Linked DNA regions of Homo sapiens: region 1 is linked to region 2. Evidence: chromatin contacts called from ENCODE Hi-C data. All regions are on one chromosome and are shown on one strand. The core of a region is the stretch at or near the end of the contact, and the rest is flanking DNA. Distances in the headings are between cores, read along the strand shown. Region 1 has its middle 70 kb from the start of FOXK1. Region 2 overlaps SDK1 (sidekick cell adhesion molecule 1).

What was found. Hi-C counts contacts between places; a loop is a spot of excess contacts on that map. Pooled maps may share reads with other maps.
Region 1: a loop to region 2 is called in a map of posterior cingulate gyrus, with 3 times the contacts of the local background. The contact joins two enhancer-like sites. A Hi-C loop is called at or near these places in 1 of 168 maps with a recorded cell type or tissue (posterior cingulate gyrus) and 3 of 50 pooled maps.

What each region holds. Positions count from the first base shown.
Region 1 is chr7:4,610,753-4,614,055 of GRCh38, forward strand. No RefSeq gene overlaps it. Among named protein-coding and RNA genes, the nearest start is that of FOXK1, 70 kb to the right of the region's middle. Within about 2 kb of position 1,740, at least 15 of the 41 ENCODE cell types and tissues checked have a DNase peak (open chromatin) inside an H3K27ac peak, as active enhancers do.
Region 2 is chr7:3,919,959-3,923,750 of GRCh38, forward strand. The region is part of intron 5 of SDK1 (sidekick cell adhesion molecule 1); the gene reads left to right. Among named protein-coding and RNA genes, the nearest start is that of SDK1-AS1, 570 kb to the left of the region's middle. Within about 2 kb of position 2,518, at least 5 of the 41 ENCODE cell types and tissues checked have a DNase peak (open chromatin) inside an H3K27ac peak, as active enhancers do.

The sequences.
Region 1 (3,303 bases), core at 490-2,989, 690 kb after region 2:
TAAAATGTTGGCCCAATATTTTTTGTTAACACTGTGAGTCAAATAAAACATAACTGCAGGCCAGATTCAACCCTGGACCACCATTTTGTGAACTTTCACTGGGCTTCCTCCACCGCAGTCCTCGCCGTTACCTCCAGTATGTGTTGACAAGAGTAGAGAACAGCCAGGGTCACCATGCATGGTCGTCTAGAGTGTGCACTGCCCAAGGGCACCACACCTAAGAGGTGTCCTCTTAGGCATCTAAGATTTGTACTAAGAATTTCCCCAGTTTTCCAGCAGAGGGCAGTCACATGTCATGCTCCATGGCACGTCACAAAAATGTTCAGCAGTTGGAATAATCTGTCCTTCTTTAATCCACACAAAGGTGTTACAAGAATTAACAGCAGGCCAGGTGTGGTGGCTCACACCTGTAATCCCAGCACTTTGGGAGTACGAGGAAGGAAGATCACTTCAGCTCAGGAGTTCAAGACCAGCCTGGGCAACATAGTAAGACCCTGTCTCTAAAAAAATTTTAAAAATTAGCCAGGCATGGTATTGCATACCTGTGGTCCCTGCTACTTGAAAGGCTGAGGCAGGAGAATCACTTGAGTCTAGGAGGTGGAGGCTGCAGTAAGCTATGATCACGCCACTGCACTACAGCCTGGACAACAGAGCAAGACCCTGTCTCAAAAAAAATAAAAAATTTGTAAACGTAGCAGCAGCCCTGAAGGTGGGGAGTATTGAAATTAATGATCCTACTCTTTTGAGTTATAAAAATGGAAGTTCCAAATAGCAAGCATTGGTGAGGTTGGAGAGGAACCGGGGTCCCTACATTGCTGGTAGAGGTTAAGTAGGTACACCTCCATTCGGAACTTTTCGGCAGCCCTTAATCAAGTTGAACATACAAACATTCATGACCCAGCAATTCCACTCGGTGTATATCCAGCAGCACCCATACCGGGTGTACCCAAAACATGTTCCAGACCATTCATAGGCACACTGTCTGCAATGGCCCACACTGCAATGAGCTCCACTGTCCATCAGTAACGGAAAGGGTAACTTGTGCTATATTCACATGGGAAATATATTCCGCTGTGCAAACGCACCAACTGCTACTATGCATAGTAATATATGAGGACAAATCTCATAAAAGTCACCTTAAGTCAGTGAAGAGAACATCCCATGTGATTTTGTTTCCATAAAGCGTAAACAGCAGGCAAAGCTAATCTCTGGTGTTTGATGTTGCGATAGCAGTTTCCCTTAGAGGTAAATGGGTAGTGGCTGAAAAGAGACACAAGGGGCCAGGCACAGGGGCTCACACCTGTAATCCCAGCACTTTGAGAGGTTGAGGCAAGTCAGGAGTTCGAGACCAGCCTGGCCAACGTGGCAAAACCCCGTCTCTACTAAAAATTAAAAAAAAAAAAAAATTAGCCGGGCATCGTAACACACGCCTGTAATCCCAGCTACGCAGGAGGCTGAGGCAAGAGAATCGCTTGAACCCAGGAAGTGGAGGCTGCAGTGAGCCAAGATCATACCACGGCACTCCAGACTGGGCAATAGAGTGAGACTCCATCTCAAAAAAAAAAAAATAGACACAAGGGAACGTGCTAAGGCAACTCCTGGTACCAGTACCACTTCTTGGCCTGTTAGGAACCGGGAGGTTCAGCAGGAAGTGAGCAGCGGGCAGGAAGGTGAAGTTTCATCTGTATTTACAGCCACTCCCCATCGCTCGCATTACCGCCTGAGCTCCGTCTCCTGTCAGATCAACTGCGCAAACCCTATTGTGAACCGCGCATGCGAGGGATCTAGGTTGTTTGCTCCTTATGAGAATCTAATGCCTGATGATCTGCCACTGTCTCTCATCGCCCCCAGACAGGACCCTCTAGTTGCAGGAAAACAGGCTCAGGGTTCCCACTGATTCTACATTATGAAAGTTGTAGAATTATTTCATTCTATGTTATAATGTAATAATAATAGAAATATAATGCACAATAAATGTAATCTGCTTGAATCATCTCAAAACCATCTCCCCGACCCGGGCCCACGGAGAAATTATCTTCCACGAAACTGGTCCCTGGTTCCAAAAAGCTTAGGGACTGCTGTTCTAAGGGGCTAGGGAGGTTCTGTTTCTTGACCTGAGCGGTAGGCACGTGGGTGAGTTCACTTTCATCCTTTCACAGTCCTGCTTTGCACGTTTTTCTGTCTACATGCTATACTCCAATACACATCTCAAAAGACAATTACATATGTGTGTGTTAGACAGAAAGAAGGAAGAGGGCAGGGAGAGAAAACCACCGCATTCAAGCATCGCCGCCTCTAGGTGTAAGGTTCATTCCAGGACTGCCTGGAGTTGGTGACTTTGCATTCCTGCAGAGGAAACCCACTTCCTTTGCCTGTGTTCTCGGGCCGACTTCCCATATCTGCTGACCAGAAATCCTTCCTTGCAGCCGCCCCTGTAACGGGGCTGGCATTTGCAATTCGAAAGTGTCTTTGGCCTTGTTTTTCCGAGGAAATGAAAACGCTATGCGTTATCAGCATATCATCCAACAATTTATCATCACGTTGGCACCTGACAATGTTGATTTATGATTCCAGCAGGAAGAGCAGCCCTCCAACCCCCCACCAGTTCAGAAATGGAGACATCGAGGAGTCCTGAGCACAGGCAGGAGAGACTATGAAGTTATCGTAGACTCGATGTCCACAAGTGCCGGTGAGAATGACTGTGCAGAGACCATCTGAGCTCCCTGCAGATCTCACGACTCTTTTCCTCCTCCCCTTGCTCCCGGGTGCTTTGTCTCTCACACTCGGCCCCTGTGGAGCTGTTCTGCCTATGCAAGCAGAAATTGAGAGGTGCCTGGGGTTCCTGTCCCCCCAGCCAGCTCTTAGCCAATGGCGAGCAGATTCCAGAAAGTGAAAGCCCCGCTCCCTTTGCCTGAGTCTGGACAGACCCTGGGGCATAACTTACGCTGCAGTGCCTTCCTGCAGGATTGGGCCAAAGCCACCCCAGGGGGATTTTGCCAAAGGACCTTACTCTGGCTTGGCTCCTGGGTCCCCTCCTCCTACTCCCTTCCAGACCTCCCGGGACCACGGCATTCCTACGTGGCTTGCACACAATTCCTTACCACAGAGTTTGCTTCTGGGGAACCTGACCTAAAACCGAGGGGAAAATGGATTCTAGCATTTTTCAGATTCAGAAACGGGAGACCCAAATGGCCCGGGCCTCCCGCCTCCCGCACACAGGCCTGTGTATCAAGTTTCTGCAAGCACAAGCAAGAGGCTTGCAACGTGTTTGCAAGCAGTCATCATCATTTCCAGGATTGGCTA
Region 2 (3,792 bases), core at 1,268-3,767:
AGAGGGGGCACCACCAGCTCTGGGAAGGCTTTAGGGAGTGGATGGCAATTAGAACTTTCAGGATGAAAGGATGTGGTTCAGAGGACTGGGGGAGAGGGCAGCACAGACAGACGAAGCCACGTGCAGGGGCACTGAGACAGCTCAGGAATGGCGGTGAGTTCACCCCCACCGGGTCGTGTCCGGGAAAATGATGGAGAGCAGCACTGAGGATCAGCAGGGGAAGATCACGCTGTGCATCCTGAGTCTTCTGGGCTTCATGCTGTGGGTCGGGGTGATTCGTTGAAAGATCTTAGCCTAGGGGTGTTTTAGGAAGATGGCACAGGCTGCAGCATGTAGACCAATCTGAAGGAAAGATTTGCAGTCTTGCAGGTGAGATGTCATTAGGCCTTGGACTGAGACAGGAGTGGTAAGAGGGGAACATACTTGGGAGTCTGGGGGGAAGGTCAAGGTCAAGGTCAGCGGGATTTATGACATGGTCATCTACGGGGAGAAAGAGCCAGGGAGTAGCTTCTAAGACTGTGTTTCTAGCTGGAGTGACTAGAGGAGTGAGGGTGATCTTTTCAGAGCTCAGGAGTATGTAAGGAACAGATTAAGGTGGGAGGGCAGGAAAAAAGACAAAACAGAAGTTCTGCTTGGATTCGTTGCATTCTAGCTGCCAAGATGGAACTATCCGGAGGCAAGGCGGCACTTAAACTGCAAGCTGGGGCTGCAGGTGGAGATTCGGGAGTGACTGTTTTAGGATTAATTTCTAATGGCCTCAGATAAGATGACCCAGGGTAAAGGGAGACTATGCAGAGGGGGAGCAGTGAGAGTGAAGAGGAGGATAAATAACAATAGATGGCATTGCATGGGACATAAAGTGACTGCTCGGAGGTTATTTACGGGAAGATGGATCTCGCAATTGAGTGCTGAAGAAGGCGTTTGGTAACAACTGGAGCCCCTTCTCTGTGCCAGGAGCGGGCACTGAGGGGCACAAGTGATTAAATACCACCCCTGCCCTCAAATGAAAGCCAACATAGAAACAGATAAACTATAGATCAAGTTTGCAATTCCTAGAGTTGAGATATAAACTAGGTACTATGGGAACACAGAGCTCATTTTTCTTTTTTATTAGATGAGCAATAAGTGTTAAATGTAGAAAAATTAGAAAATACAGAGAAACAGAAAGGACATATATGTAACTCATAATTCTACAACCCAGACATGTGGCTATGAACATTTTCATTCATGTCTCATACAAATAAAAAATACATTTTTTAGCAAAATGAGATCATACAGCACACACTGTTTTGTAAACATTTTTACTTCATATTTTATTATTTCTGTAGTATTAACTATGTTATCATTTTCAATAACTGCCTAGTTTCTTTTTTTAGCAAATGTATCATAATTTATTAACCTGTCTCCATCATTGGACATTTAGATTGGTTCCTGGCTTTCACCACATTAGACGGAATGGCAAATATTCTTGTAGCTACATATATGCAAACATCAACATTATTTCTTTACAATAAATTCCCAGAAGTGGAATTGTTGTGTTACACGATGTTCTAGTTAAGCTCTTTAGCTATAAGAACTAGACCTCTCTTCTCTATAGACTTGCTAGCTCCAGCTTAAAAGTAGAGGGAGGGGATTTTTATGAACAAAAGGAAATGAGGGAATCTAAAGGCGCCAAGAAGCTGATTCCTGCAGGCCTGTTGAGAGACTAGAAATTAAAACTCCCCGGGCCAGGCACGGTGGCTCATGCCTGTAATCCCAGCACTTTGGGAGGCCGAGGCAGGAGGATCACTTGAGCCCAGGAGCTCAAGAGCAGCCTGGGCAATATTACCAGACCCCATCTCTATAAAAATAAAAAAAATCAGGTGGACATGGTGGTGCGTGCCTGTGGTCCCAGCTTCTTGGGAGGCTGAGGTGGGAGGATCACCTGAGCCCAGGAGGTCAAGGCTGTGGTGAACCGAGATCACACCAGTGCACTCCAGCCTGGGCAACAGAGTTAGGCCCTGTCTCCAAAATAAGTAAATAAGCAATGAAGCTCCCTGGATTCCAGCCCCTGTTACTCAGGAGCCGCAGGGCCTCTCACCCATGCTCCTCTGTGCCTCTCTGCCACCCTTCTCTTCTTTACCAGCCTGGTTTGCTTACTTCTTTTGCCATAAGACTCAATTTTATGTCATGGCCCCTCAGCTTCAGTGGCTGACGGTAGTCTCTGCCTTTTAGTTAAGACGCCGGAGAAGGTGAGTCTGATTGGCAGATTCCCACCAGTCCTGAGTTCTGGCCAGCTAAGCTCGGGCAGCCATGGATCTGGGGGCTGGGAGCAGGATTCAGTCGGGATGTGCTGGAGCCCACTTACCCCAGCTAGTGAGAGCTGACCCTGGGCACCTCCTCCCAGCTCCAAGTTCACTGACGTCATATTGGGAGCTTGAAATCGGCTGTGCCGGATTTACTTACAGCAAGAAAACCAGTAAGTGCTGAGTCAGGGCTGGTCGTGAGATGTTCCTCCGAATACCACTGGGTGTCACATGGAACAAAACTCTCTGACTCCTTGAGAAATGAGTATGGCCAGTGACTGACATCTTTAGAATATTTCTGAAACAATGTAATCTCATTAACATTCCGTAGATGTTACTTCATTCTGTTATTGTGTTTAATGTCCCAGAGAAGAAATCTAGTTTTGGGATTTTCATTTCTTTTCTTTAGATTGATATGTTGTTTTATCTGTCTGCACTCTTGTCAGTTTGATTTGCTTACAAAGCGTGCACGTTTTACTGGGCTGCAACTGTGGTGGGGCGCTCCCTTTGCTGGTTCTCAGTAAGTCCATTTTATTTGAAGATGCAAATCTTTTTCCAAGTCGGGGAAGTTTTTCCACGTTGTTAATTTGATTAATGTGTTTCTTTCACTTACAGTGTATTCACCTTCTGGAATTCCTACTGTGCTTATATTTGATCTTTTGGGTCAATCTTCCATTTTGCTTATCTTTTCCTCATCATAGCTAACTTAATCTATTTTCTTTGAATTCTGGAGAAAACTCTTGATTCCAGCCAGGTTCACTGATTTGATTGTATGCACTATCCAGTCTGTTCTTTCGAGCTTCTGTTGCATTGTTAATTTTGGCAATTGTATTCTCATCTGAAAGTAGTCTTTTCTGATCTCAGATGATTCCATTTTCATATTTACAGTGTGTTATTGACTCCTCTCAATGAGTTATTTGATTCAGATTCTCTGGTTGATCTCAAGCAGTGTAATTCAGAAATTTCTTAAATGTTCTGTTTCATAAGGGTGATATTTCTTTATGTTCTTTAAATTGATCCCATTATTATGGACTTTTTTTTTTATTATGAGCTTTATTATCAGGGCTACTTCACTTTTATTTTGCCACATTAATGAATGTGCAGGCTGTATTGAGAGCCTACAGTTCACTGCAATTGAATGAAGGGAGGTTTGTTACGGGGCTAAAGGAATTCCTTTCCCTGTTTGTTTTAATAATCGAGAAGTTGCCCGGGCTCTACTCTTCTCTCACCAGCACTTAGTGTGCTCAAGAGGTTCTCTCAATGGAGCCCGGGACTGGCAGTGTGGGCATCCCCTGAGTACCTGCCAGAAATGCCCGGTCCAGAGGCACCAGCTCAGAAACTCTGGTATGGGGCCTGGGAATGTGTGTCTTCACAAGTCCTCCAGGTTGGTGCCATCAAAGTTTGGGAAGTGCCTATTTGCTCACCACTGGGCTTCCAGCCACAGCAAGGGTGAGCCAGGTCCAAGTTCACGTTTAGTCCCCTCATGGCAACATCTGTGCACTTTCAC